2 separate regions of the Homo sapiens genome follow, and region 1 is linked to region 2. Evidence: read pairs that join two places in POLR2A ChIA-PET (ENCODE). Cell type or tissue: OCI-LY7. All regions are shown on one strand. Each heading gives the region's core, and the rest is flanking DNA. Links, peaks and the distances in the headings are about the cores only. Region 1 has its middle 18 kb from the start of KBTBD8. Region 2 overlaps LOC105377144 (a long non-coding RNA gene).

Region 1 (7,155 bases), core at 2,301-4,800, 82 kb after region 2:
TAGTATTTTCATTTTCTTAGTACAAAATATTTTTATCATGTCTTCTTGGGGAATATACCCTTTCATAATTATGTAATTGCTTCTCTTTATCCTTGATAATCTTTTTTCTGAAGTCTTCTCTGTTTGAAATTAACATAGCCACTCAAGTTTTCTTTTAATTACTGTTTGCTTCATTTATCTTTCTCCATCCCTTCTCTTTTAACCTATCCTAATCTTTATACTTAAAAGGGCTTTCTTGTAGACAACTTACAGTTGGGACTTATTTTAATATCCATTGTGAGAATACTGGTATGTTTAGACCAGCATTGCATTTAAAGTGAGTACTGATATAGTTGGGTTAATATTTAACATATTGGTTATTGTTTTCTATTTGTTGCCCTTCTTCTTTGTTTCTTTTTTTCACCTATTTTCCTGCTTTCTCTGGTTTTGACTGAGCATTTTATATAGGATTCTATTTTATCTCCTCTTAGCACTTCAATTATACTTTAATTTTTTTTTCAGTGGTTGCATTAGACTTACAATATACATTTCAAAACTAATCTAAGTCCACCTTTAAATAACACTATACTGCTTCGTGTGTAGTGTAGGTATCTTAGAACAAAGTTCCCAATTTTCCCCTCTGATCCCTCATGACATTGCTGTCATTCATTTTAGTTATCCATATGCTATAACCATGCAATACATTGTTATGATTAAAGTCATACTTTTAGATCAATTGATATTTAAAAAATAAGATATTTTACTTCATCTTCACTTATTCCTTCAGTATTCATTTATTTAGGCAGATCTAAGTTTCTGTTCTGTTTCAATTTTCTTCTGCCCAAATAACTTCTTTTATTGGGCATTGCTTGCAAGACAGATCTGCAGGTCATGAATTCCTTCAGATTTTTGTTTGAAAAAGTCTTTATTTCTCATGTTTCAAGGATAATTTTGCTGGATCTAGAATGCTAGGTTAGTGGGTGTTTTGCTTCAACTTTGTAAAGTGAGTAGCTTCTAATTAAATATCAGTGGTTTGGTGGGCCTGTGTCTTGGGGCTGTGATCTTCACAGGTGTTTCTCTAGTGGTACAGCTTTTGGTTTTCCCCTCTCCATCCTCTTTCTGGCTGTGCCATTCCCAATTTTATTTCTTTGAAGCCCTGACCCATGTTGATTAAATCCTTTTTCCTTTAGGTGAGAAGAGAAGGTTAGAGAGGTTTGGGATGGGAGGAATGCTCTTCCCCCTGCTTTTGTTGAACTCTGCCAAAATGTTTTTCCGTGGAGAGTATGCTTTTTAAATGGAAAAGGTTCTGGGTGTATTTCATGATCATTACTCTTCCTGTCCCCTAGTCAGAGCCACTAGGAGGTTTGTCTCAGATCTTTGCCATGAGAACCTGGTAGAGTGCCTGTTGGTAAAATCCACAGAAGCGTAGGGGCCCCAAAAGACTGAAGTTCCCAGGAGTTTTCCACTTTCATGGGAGTCCATGTTCAGCCTCAGCGATTCATCAAAAATGACCATTTAAGTGTTCTTACAGTTTACGGCTCTGGTTACTTCTGGTCAAGGTTAGCAGATCTGGACTGTGACTCTGAATTCACCTCTAATCCAGGGTAACATTTGCCCTGCAGCCTAATTTCTCTGATGGATCTAATAAAAGTCATTGATTGTCAGTTTGAATACCTTTTTCTTCCAAGGTTAGGAATGACAACATCCAGGATCTTTACATTTTCAGTGCTAAATGTGGAATCCCCTATAATAAGCTTCTAATACATATTTTTGATTGAATGATTCTTCAGTTATGCATAAATATCTTATGCCATCTTTTATATGTATAATGTTTTTTAACAATTAAAAAATAAGCTAAAAAGTCTCACTTTTAAAAACCTATATACTTAATCATATTTAGGTATCTTTTATTTATAATTTATACGGCCATGGGATTATTTGACATGTAGTTCAGTGAATGTTGACTCTTGAGTACCTAATAATCCATATTTCTTGCACCAAATTAAAATTATATAAGTTAAAAAAATCAATCATTTTAAGACTTTTTTTCCCAGGCTACTAAAACTAAATAGAAAATTACAATGTAATAATTTTAAATTATCCTTATCATGGATAGACAGAACATTTTCTATTGGCTAGTTTTTTAGAAATGAGATTTAATAGATCCTTTTTCTCCTTTCTTTCCTCTTCCATAAGGATATGCACAATTATATGATTTGGTGAATCAAACACTATAATATTAAGTAAAACGTGGAATATATTTTCTAAATATTTTATATTGGTCTGGTCAACATGAATTATAGTGTTTTCCGTGACCGCAGGTAGATTACTTACCTTTTCTAGCTTTACTTTTTCATGCATAAAACAGGTTAATAATCTACCACGTTATCGAGTTTTTTTGAGGATCAAATAAGCATGTGAAACACTTATCACAGTGCCTTATCACAGCACATAATGAACACTTCCTAAATATTAATTTGTTGAAATTATTAACGACTATTCTGCAGTCTTTTAGATATACTTAACCATTGTAGAACAATATTCCTTAATAGCTAATATAAAGTATATATTAAAGTGTAGCCATTTGGACTCTGATTGTGCTCATAAGCCATGCATGAAAACAATTTTTACAGTTTTACAGTCACACAGTTCTCACTTTCATTTCTGGACTGTGCATTTCTAAAGGACTGAAATTAAACCAATGGTATTTAAAATAATTTAAACAAGGCTTGTAACCTCTGTCTGCAAAATAAAAATAATGCTTTTTGGCTTGTCTATTTTTACAAACTGACAAGGGCCTGTCCTTAGAGTTTATCTTGTTCTCTGTTCCCATTCAGAGATAAGGACCTGTCCTAGTCAGTTCAGGCTGCCATAACAAATTGCCATAGGCTGCATGGCTTAAATAACAAACATCTATTTCTCCCAGTCCCGGAGTCTGGAAGTTTAAGATCAAGGTGCTGGCAGATCCTGTGTCTGGTGAGGGCCCTCTTCTCATCGCATCCTCTCATGGTGAAGAGCAGAGAAAGAGAAAGATAAAGCAAGCTCTCTAGTGTCTTTTTATAAAGGTACTAATCCCAGATCCCTCATGACCTAACCACCCGCAACGGCCCTACCTCCTAATACCATCACATTGGGGGTTAGGATTCCAGCACATGAATTTGGCGGAATTGGCAGAAACATTCAGTTCACAGCAGGATTTAACAGAGTTGCGGTCACATAGTTCAGTTCTTGAAACACATGCTTGCAAAATCCTTTAAGGATAAGAAGATAAGGTCAAAACATCTTATCCCAACACTTAGATTACGATGTCAAGTAGCCAAAGTTAAGTCTTGAGGAGCAAATGCCAACAGGAACCCACACAACGCAGGGGAGTATTTCCTTGTAATCAGTGAGAACCTGAGATAGTAAGAAATCCATGGTGCTCTCTGACAACTGTTCTTAAAGCTCAAGAGCTTGGTCAAGGTTAGCGATGGAACTTAGGAGTCTGGCATATCCACAGAGCTGGTTTTAGTTGAATTTGAGTTAATGGATGAGTTAGTGCAAAGATAAATTGTAAAATGAGAAGCGAAAGTAGCTAAGAATAAAATTTAAGAAATTCAGCTGAAGGAACAGAAGAAAGGCAACTGAAAAGTTATCAGAGAAGAAGGGAGAATCACAAAGGAGTAGTAATGCATGAGAAAACTTCAGGAATGAGATCCAAAGAGAAGAAATGAAATGCAGAGAGTAAGAGGCTCCTGGTCTAGCCATGTGAAGATCTGAAATGAGAAAGTGGTTTTAGCCAAGTGCAAGAGATGAAAACCAATTGCTGTGAATTAAGGTGCAGGTGGAGGATGTGAGTGGGTGTCAGTGGGTGAGAGTGCAGGTGCTTCCCCAGGAAGCCTGCAGGTGAGGAGATTCTGAGACGTGGAGGTGCTGGAGAAATAATATTTTTTTAAAAATCAGAACATTTAGGCCTTTTCAATAAAAATGGGAAATGAGAAATATCCTTGCAAAAAGTCAAAATCTTTTCCATTTCTAGACTATTCCCGGTTGAGAGTTCTGCAGTATACCCGTTAACCCCAAAAGTTAAAGAGATTAGGGATATGCAAAAACATGCAAAGAGGCAGGACTGATGAAAGACAAACCCCTAGAAATAGGAGCAGAGTGAAAAAAGAGAAAATCCTGACCCAGAGAGAGGTAGACACACTTTCTATAGCCTCTTACATTTCTGAAAAAGAATGAAAATAGTAAGAGTTTTTGCAACTTCTTGCTACTTTGCCCCAGAGCCAAATATGGTTCCCACCCCTGACCCAAAACATCTGGTTTGTGATAAGGGCTCAATTATCCTGTGCTTTCTAAAGTATGTGGTGGGTGTGGTGATGGCAGGAGTCAACAGGCAGAAGAATGGATGAGCTAATCAGAGCATGCATACGTGAAAGTAAAGAGGACAAGGGTCCTCTCACTTGGTGTTTGTGTAGCTGGAGATGACAGGGAGATGACACCTATCACTCAGGGGCCTGCCCCAGTGAGTGGGGAGTTTCATGGATCTCACCTCAAGTTGTACAAGTATATGTCCTGGGGCAATTTTGATTCACAATTTATAAAATCATGGTAGGATTTTATAATTTTATTTTATAACTTTACCCTATAGCTGCAGGCAGAAAAAAGAGGAGAGTAATTTTGATATGTGTATATAGGCTTTTTTTTCACTTTATATGAATTGTTTATTCATATCTTTTCCTCATTTTTCCTTTTTAAAATTTCATTTAAGTTCCGGGATACACGAGGTTTTTATATTCATATATAAATGTGATACACAGCAAAATACTTGCATCAGTATCTGTGTATCCTTCTTGAAGGTTTCTAAGAAATTGGTTATAATTTTCTTTTTAATCTACATTTTACTATTCCAAAAATTAAAATGCTATCCACACTTTACTGGGCACTGACCTGTGTGAGGTTGATTTCCATGGTAGCATGAAAAAATATATCTATCCTGTTTTGCATGACAAAACATATCTATCATACTTACATATATGATAACAACGACCCATGTGAAAAATAATATCTATGAGACACTGACTAATATCTTATTCTTGCATATCACTTTCTAGTTTTTGAAATGCTTTGGTATCTGTTATCTTTTTGGTTCCTACTACCGGTGCTGCAGCCATCTGTCATTGTCCCCCTTTTACTTTTGAAGAAACAAAGAAACAGAAAAGGAGTTGTTAAACTTAGGGATCAAACTTAGCTGTAAATGAAAGCAGACCTGTTAATTTCCTCCCACTCCCTAGTGAGCAGGGACCCAGGAAGATGGCCCGAATGGTTATATTCAAAGGCAGAACGTGGAGGTGCTGGGACTGCAGACCTTCTTGCTGGTCAAGGAGCCAGTTTGGGATGTAAAGTGAGTGAGTTCACTTTTGGAAGAGCTGAGTTTCAAGTGACAGAGGATCACTATGTATAGATTACTGTGCCGAGAAACAGCCAGGATGGGTGTGGAGACAGGAAACTGAATGAAGGTGATAGGTCAGGCGAAGATGTGGAGTTGGCAGTCACCCAAATACCGGTCAGCGCTCAAGGCACTTACAGAGGGAACGAGAAGAGCCCGGGTGAGAGCCAAGCGTCGGAGGGCCCACGTGAGGACTTAAGGAAGGGGAAGAGAGCATTTCAAAGAGCCAAGGACAGAGAGGTCCTGGGAGAAGCAGGAGCATAGCCTTGAGAAAGGAAAGAGGCTGCATGTGAAGGGAAAACTTGGTGTTCAGAATGAAGACGGCTCCTGAAAACTCAGTTCAACCTTTTGTTCATCAAATGTTCACTGTTAAGTGCAGGTTTTAAATTTGGACTCTGAAAAATGGTTTCTTCATATAGAATAGTGATATGAATGATTTCATTCACTGGAACATCTCACCGCCTAACCAGTGACTCAGAGGAACTTTCCTCTGTTAATGAGTGTGGCCTTCCTCTCCGCTCACCCTTCTGCACCTTGACACGGGACACTGCTCCTCTTCTGTGTCTGAGTCTGCTTGGATTTGAAGCTCCCCAAGGGCAAGGACCCTTTATCTCGAGTGTGTACTGAGCGCGGATCATGGTGCTTGACAGACAGGGGTCCCTCAACCAATTCAAGGAACAATGGCATGAATATCCCGCTTCTGCTTTCCGGCGGTTTAGTTTTCCTCTCTGGGACTCTCTGACTCCATATTTCCCGTTGTTTGGAAAGATACATTTGCAGGCTTAGCCGTGATTGGCAAACATTTTTATATGGGGCTTGGCATTTTAACATCTGGAAAAGTTGTGAAATCAATTAGCTGCAGATAAAGATGGACAGATGGAAATATCTGGTGGTTTTCTGCACATCGGCTATGCAAATAATCAGACCATTGCTTATTGTGCTACACTTGGACTCTGTTTTACCAGATTTTAGGAAGAGTATTGTTTTTTGTTTTGGAGCATGAGCACTCAGTCAGGACATAGAAATACCATCTCCTACTGAAAAGGGGACTGGGTGTAAACGTGGAGTATTTATCAGTGTGGAGTTTTCATACACTTTTCCGACAGGCTTATCAAATCTCTCTGGAAAATTTAGGTTTTTGTTTCATTCAAACAATGATGCAGTTGCATTGATTCTATTCTATCATGTATGTATGGTGGAGGAGGGCAAAGAAAGATAAAATTAACAGACTGGAGAAGGGGATGAGAACTAGGCGCTTGAAAGGGAATTGTTAAACTTGCTGGATCAAACTTTGCTTTAGCTTAAATGAAAAGAGACATTTTATCAATTTCCTGTGAGTGGGGACCCAAAAGGATGGCCTGATTGGTTATATTCAAAATAATGAAATTATTTCCCCTCCTACATCTGAGTTACAATATTAAAGCTTTGCAACCTGCTTTGTGCTGCATATATATCCTTTAGATTCCTAGATGGGCTTCCACATGTGATTAAAAATGCTCATTCCCCTCCCTTCCCTCATCTCTGCTAATATATATTGAAGCCACTGTGCCATTGCTTTCTAGCAGCCAGTGCTACTACGGATAAGTTGCAGGTTATTCTGTTTCCCTGACCTTTGTAAATTTCCTCTCTCTTTTTCTTTTTTTCTGGAATCTTATAGAATCTTCTATTTTCCTTTATATTCTGAAATTTCACAATATATGCCTAGGTTTATGGATTTTTCATGTGATATACTGGCACTGGGAAATTCT
Region 2 (7,155 bases), core at 3,172-5,671:
AAGGGTAGATGCAATTATTTCTATTTTAAAGAGATAGAGACTAAAGTTAAGGGAGATTTATTAACTAACCCAAGGTACCCAAGTTGGTAAGATTTATCTGGGGTTTGCACCAAGGTGTGAGATTCAAAAGCCTATCCACTTGACTATAATCTTGTATTCCCGCCCTAAATAAAAAATGGATCTCACCTAGTGAAGGCCTCTATTAGAAAGACAAAGGCAGAACATTCTTTGTTTGCTTCCCATTCCCAAACAACTATCAATAGTGTCCTATTTCTTTCATTCTGCAAATATCTGTTAAATGCCTATTTGTGCTATGTGCTTGAAACAGTCTTTAAAAGGCTATACTTGGATTGAATGGAAAAACACTAGGGTGAGAAATCCAAAGGAGAATTGCACTGTATCATTTTAACTATTCTGATTCAGCACTTTAGCTGGGCTTCATGCTAAAGATCTCTTTACAAACAGGTTTATTAATTACCAGCTATCAGCTTACATATCAGCTTATTATCAGCTATCAGCTTACTCTAAAAGAGAGGAAAAATAATTATATTTCTGTACTTATAATGATTTCCCATATAAACATCCTTACATTCACTTGGATTGTTATATAATAAACAAATCTTTCTTAGCTAACACTTCAAAGACAGTTATTGGTCTTCTAATTACATTTTAAAGAATGAAACTGAAAAAGGATTGATAGCTTTGTAACCAGTTCTCCTGTAACAACTACGGAAGGCAAATTAGATGGTTTGATGTTTATGTTACCATGTTGCTTTTTTCCATCATCCCAATCTCTAATACATATAAGATGAAAAATTATTGATCCAAACCCAGGCCTGAAAAGATAGAAAATAATATGTGCTGAAACATGGGACAAAAATACTTTGTTTGTCCTCCTTAAAACCCTCTGCAGCTTGAAAAACCTCCCACGTGCACAGCAGAAGAAATCCAGCTTTTATCTGACAGGCTGTTTAAAGAAGTTTGACATCTGGCTTCTTTACATTGCTGGAACTTAACTATTCAAGTAGTCAGTGTCCAGCACACCTTTTTTTCATGCAAATTTCCGTGTCGAAACTACAAACGGATATTTGATCAAAGGTCAGCTCTCCTTTGTCTTCTTGTTCGATAAAGAAATTTCTATTTCATCTTTGGCTTTCAGGCTAGTTTGGAAAAGTGTTGTCTGACAGAAATTACTGATGCATTTCTTCCTTGTCCTCTAAAGTTTTTCCACCTTCTTCCTTTTTCTTCTTTTAAATCTTCAGGGGCTTTAAATTAGAATGTTTTCACTTTTTAATGGAATATTTAAATTATCTGAGGAAGAAACTTGAACTTTGTCTGCTTGTTAACTGAGGCTGAACTGCTGGTAGATAGATAATATCCCAGCAACTGATACAATATCATCAACCTTTTTTTTATCAGCAGTTTTATCTCATGCTTAACTTGTGAAACTTGTGTACAGATATGGCTACAAAGGAAGGTTGTCATCAAGGACCAAATAAGGACATTTTTCTCTCCTGATGCTCCTTTTTCTTTCTGAAAAGAATAAGGACAGGAGCAACAAAGAAATTCCTAAATTAGTTTGTATAAATATACGATTATTCCACAGTTAGTTGACTCCCATTGAAAATCCAAGTTGAATTTAAGAAAAGTCAATTGTTGACTGAGTATATTTTCAGGTATGAAATGCTATAAAATGGGTAAAGCTCCATCTGAATTTTCATCAGAACTGTCTTAGCTAGTTGTAGATTGTATAGAGCCTTGAAAAATTCAGTAAGATGTTAAAGCTCAGCTATTGGAAAATATATTGCAAATGGAACACTGTAATAATTGTGTTTAAAGAGACAGTACTCCTGATTATAACACCAAACTTCCACTAGACAAAGAAGAAATTGTCAAGTGAAGATCTGCTGAACTATAGAACTAGACTACTTCACTGCTTAATAAAAGGGACACTGACCACTAGAAGAAAGACACTTTGAAAGCAGACAGACTGGGTTTGAACCCTAGCCCTCCCACTTCCTAGGTATTTGACCTCGTATAAGTTTTCTGAGACCCAACTTATGTATCTATAAAATGAGGATAATTAAAATTCCTTACTTAGGCATACTCAATAGATGCTACTTTTTCTTTTTTCTTTTATGTATAATAGGTACTCATATATAGTAAATACATATAATAAATAAATTAAACGTAGAAATAATACTACAAGAAAGGCAGGTAATATCTTTTTCTTTTTCGCCCACGAATAGCCCCACAGCTAGGAAGTGAGTGAAGGATCTGTACGCAGACCTTCTCTCTCCCCAAGTTCTGAGCTCTTTCCTCTATTTTCTTAATGGAAAATCTAACAAAAGGACAGAAAATGTAACAGAATTCATATGTAATGAAGAATCTGAAACTCTTCTCCAACAAAATATCTCCTTCCACTTATCCCACCTCCATCCTAAAAGTTTTACCAATTTAGTTAGCATTTTAGGAAGCAAGCTGTTACTAGTCTGGTCTGATCTAGAAAGTCAGATTCTTGCACACCAGTGAGAATATTTGCTTCCCTTTAAGTAAACTGGAATGGCTCTTTGGATGTTCTCTTTGCTTAACTCATGCTTATACTTTATCCTCAGGATTGGAAAACACTCTGCTTACCATCTAAATGTACCACCAGCTACATTTTAAAATAGATCTATGATGTCCTCTTAGTGGGCACGTCCAGGGAGAATCTACATGTCCATGATATCCCTGAGCCATGTGGTTCATCCCAGGTCAGGGTGTCATGCAAAGACATAACAGACTCATGACCCAAGGAAATACAGTGAACTCAAACCCCTTGTTCATATATGTGAAAGCTCAGGAATATAGGAGAGGCTCAGTAATACTACACAGCCTCCCTTCAATTCCTTGTCCCTTCTGCTTACCTTGCCCCATCCTCCCCCTGCAGTCCCTTGTCCTCCCTCCTCCCCTAGAATATCAGGCTTTTCCCTCCCCAAATGTCCCCTCTATCCCTTTCTCTGGCCCTTTATGATGTAGATTTACAAGGCATTCTTTCCCTATTTAGAGAGGCTTTCTCCCTGGAGTGGGTAAGAAGAGAAAAAAAAACCCCTATAATTCTGGGATTCTCTTCTGTGAGGTGAAGAGAAGAGGGGGCTGGGCAAAAGCTAAATTCCCAATCAATCACACAAGATTGACATGAGCCTCTCTGCACTGTTGTATGCCCTTGTTTTGTGGGCAAAAGGGAAAATTGTTATACAGGGAAGTAGTTTAGGATAGAGAGGTACCTCTGAGCAATCACGAGTTAATAAGGTCACAGGTGGGGAGAATTAGGCAATTCACCTGTGGTCTGATGTTTAGGGAGAAATTAATCAAGTTCCTGAAGTAATAGGGTCAGCAGAAACATATAGTTAATGGTCTTGCCCAGCTGGTCATCTTTCTTTTCTTGATGCCCCTCCCCTAGTGAACCAAGGTTCATTTTGAATCCAAATTTTTCAAACCTCAAAGCCATCTTCCCCAACATGTGGTTTCACAACAGTCAACATCTACTGTCAGGGAAAGAACAGCATTCTGGTGGTGAAACAAAACAGCACTTCAACTCCTTTTTTAAAAATTAATAATAATAATAATTTAGGACAATAAGCTTATGTCGGGAGGTAGTGTGGTCATCAAAATAGCCTAAGACATCTGGATGTGGTCCCCTAATTAATGCCATCAATGTCACTGGTAGGCATTCAAATGATCTGGTGCTACTTTCAGGGTGTTCATGATCTTTCTTCCCTTTTTTAAAAAAAAATCAGAAGAGTCTGGTTGCACCTGCAGTTGCTTGCATGCTTTCTAGCTAATGGCTTTCAGTGACCCTGTGCCTGATAGGCAATGGTCTGAAAGGGAACACCTCTTGGAACCCCAAATCCTGCATCCCACAAGTACATGCAAGTGAAAATCAAGCATCACTTTTTGAACAATAGCTGACTGTGAATTTGATAAATAGCAGGGTGTTATCCACTGCTTCCTGCACTGCATATGTGTTGTATTTGGTTGTCAGATAAGCTAAATACCTCTAATAGGATCTCCTCCCGCTTTTAGTAACAGCTTTATTGAGGTGTAATTCACATACTATGCAATTCATCTGTTTGAAGTGTACAGTTCAGTGGTGTTTAGCATATACATACAGTTACAGGTGTGCAACTAACACCATAATCAATTTTGGAATACTTTCATAACCCCAAAATGAAACCCTATACCCATTAGCAGTCACTTTCCATTTTCCCCTCACTCCTTAAGCCCTAGGCAACCTCTAATTTACTTTCTGTCACTACATGATACGATTCTTTTAACTTCTGTTTTTAATGAAAGAAAATCTGTATCTCACGGTGGGGGTCTACAGTGTTAGTGCTGGGGTCAAGCACATAGAGTCAGAGTTAAAGAGGGTTTTAGTGAGCTCAGTAAGCGCTTAGCATCTCAGGAGACAGACCCAGATTTAAGTCCTGGCTCTGCACTAGCTAGCTGTGTGTTTTCAGATGATTTACTCTCAATCTATTTTCTCAACTACAAAGTGGGAATAATAATAATTCATGCTTCATGGGCTTGTTTTGAAGATTAAATAAGAATGCATGTAAAGCACTTAGTATCATTCCTAGACTATTATAAGTGCTCATTACATGTTAATTAATGTTACCATATTTATTACTGTCATTCACAAAGCTCTCTGCAGAATACATTCCACAATATTGAATAACTTGCCTGCCACAGCTTGGCAGTTCTACTTTACTTCTTCTAAGGTAACTGGAATTGTAACTTAACAGGTCAATCACAAGAATGGCTTCAGAGGCAAAGGATGCCAGACCACAGTGGGTGATGGAGTGAATGAGCACTGAAGGCAGTGAGTGCAGGCTCCTCTTTCAAGAAACTGGGCTGTGACTTCATGGAGAAGGTCTCTGTAGGACACAGAGAGTTTGCAGATGTTTGTAGACTACCAGGGAAGGAACCAATAAAAGGAATGAAATTGGAGATACCATAGATAAGGACAAGTAAAGGGACAAGACCATACTGTAATGGATATATTATATGAATAACTGCGCAGGCATTTCTCAAAGACACAGCAAAGAAAATAAAAAAAAAAAACAGTGTCTTATCTTGGGTTCCTCTGAAAGCAGAGCCTGAGATGAAGGCTGGATTCCATGTAGTTTATTTGGGAATGTGATCCCAGAAAGCAGAAGTACAGGATAGCAGGAGAGAAACAGGAAGGAAGGAAAGTTTATACAAGGTGTTGGCCTCATCTGTAGGTAATTGGTGCTTAATACCACTGGACCTTCTGAGAACCTCATAAAACCCACTTCAGAACTGCCTATCTACTGGCACAAGGGGAGACATTTGTCTTTTGTCTCCTTTTCCACTAGGTCAAAGATGGTCTATTGGATTAAATCCTTTGTATTTCTAGCATGAGAAACTGTGAGTGCCAAGCCGGTTCCCGAGGGTATCCCATGCTGTGGCTTCTACAGAGCCACAAGACTGAAAGCAAAAGGTACAGGGCTCTGGCCCAAGTGGAAGGCTGTGCAAGTGTACCTGGGTAAAGCCTACTGAAGCCTTCAGTAGGATCGTCACCAAGTGGTGGTTGGGTTGAGAGGTAGGCCCCAGAAGATTTTACAGTGGTGGACAACAGATACTCCACAGGAAGAGCTAACATTATTGCACATTGATTAAACACCGGGCACTGTTCTGAACACTTGACATTAATTCACTTAATCCTCACAGCTACTTTGCATTGCAAATGAGAAAATTGAGGCACAAAAGCTGGAGAACGCTGCTTGAGGTCACATAGCTGTTGAGTGTCAAAGCCAGGAATCAGGTTCCGGCACACAAGCTCCTAACGACTGCACCGCACAGCCTCTGAGAATGGGGCTGGCTGAAGCAGGGGCAGCAGTGTTTGTGTTGTGTCCATGTTGGTGGGGACCCCACTCATTCACATTTGACCTCCGGCCCCCTCCCCTCAGCATTCCATAAATGCCCTCTACTAAGCTCTAGGTGGAATTAATTCCTATCTAGACCTTCCAAGGTCATATTTAACTTAACTCCACTCACTTTATTCCCCAAAGTAAAACAAAACCCAACTTGCTGACTGCAAGTGAACTTGGAGCCTCCCCTCCTTTTTTTTTTTTTTTTTTTGAGAAGGAGTCTCACACTGTTGCCCGGGCTGGAGTGCAGTGGCGCAACCTCGGCTCACTGCAGCCTCTGCCTCCCCGGTTCAAGTGATTCTTCTGCCTCAGCCTCCCAAGTAGTTGGAATGACAGGCGCCTGCCACCATGCCCAGCTAATTTTTTGTATTTTTAGTAGAGATGGGGTTTCACTATGTTGGCCAGGCTGGTCTCAAACTCCTGACTTCGTGATCTGCCTGCCTCAGCCTCCCAAAGTGCTGGGATTACAGGAGTGAGCCACCGTGCCCAGCTGGAGCCTCCTTTGAGCTGCTTGGTCTCTTGCTCATTTATTCTTCACTAAAATTCAATTGAAATCATTTGGTGATCACCACTAAGAGTCACTTCCAAAGTATGTGTTGTTAAAAGAAAAACTTCAGCCAAATTACATTTAAAGGAGTTTAATTGAGCAATGATTGATTTGTGAATCGGGCAGCCCCCAGAATCACAGCAGATTCAGAGAGACTCCAGGGATGCCTCGTGGTCAGAACAAATTTACAGACAAGAAAAACGGAAGTGACGAACAGAAATTGGAGGTGAGGTACAGAAACAGCTGGATTGGTTACAGCTTAGGATTTGCCTTATTTGATCACAGTTTGAACACTCAGCAGTGTATGAGTGGTTGAAGTACGGCTGCTGGGATTGGCCAAGACTCAGCAATTGTTAGAGGAGCATACTGATAAGTTAGAGTTTCAATCTTGTCTATCTATTAAGTTAGGTTGCAGTTTGTCCACAAGGACTCAAACATAGAAGTACGGAGGCCATGTTTAGTTTGTTTTAACAGTGTAATAAAATTGACTTAAACTACAAAAGAACTGAAATATTCAACTGCACCTAGGACAAAAATTTTTTTTAAAAAATGTAACCATAGCTACATTTGACTGTCGAGCGCTTTGCAAGTGGTCAAACTGAGGTGTGCTATAAGTGTAAGATACATTGCAAATTTGAAAGATTTAGTACAGAAAAAAAGTAAACTACCTCATTA

What was found. ChIA-PET counts read pairs that join two places held together with the same protein. Peaks named below come from ENCODE experiments on the same cell type or tissue, not always from the same donor. Only the 100,000 strongest peaks of a DNase experiment are listed, where the experiment ranks them.
Region 1: POLR2A ChIA-PET joins it to region 2 with 5 read pairs; 3 of 35 experiments call an interaction of 5 or more read pairs at or near these places.

The regions. Positions count from the first base shown.
Region 1 is chr3:67,013,068-67,020,222 of GRCh38, forward strand. No RefSeq gene overlaps it. Among named protein-coding and RNA genes, the nearest start is that of KBTBD8, 18 kb to the left of the region's middle. RefSeq lists an enhancer at 5,327-5,376. In OCI-LY7, for the core only: no CTCF peak of the experiment used is centred there; DNase peaks (open chromatin) are centred at 3,444, 3,804 and 4,184; H3K4me3 peaks cover 2,484 bases; H3K27ac peaks cover 2,390 bases.
Region 2 is chr3:66,930,457-66,937,611 of GRCh38, forward strand. The region is part of intron 1 of LOC105377144 (a long non-coding RNA gene); the gene reads right to left. Among named protein-coding and RNA genes, the nearest start is that of KBTBD8, 64 kb to the right of the region's middle. In OCI-LY7, for the core only: no CTCF peak of the experiment used is centred there; no DNase peak of the experiment used is centred there.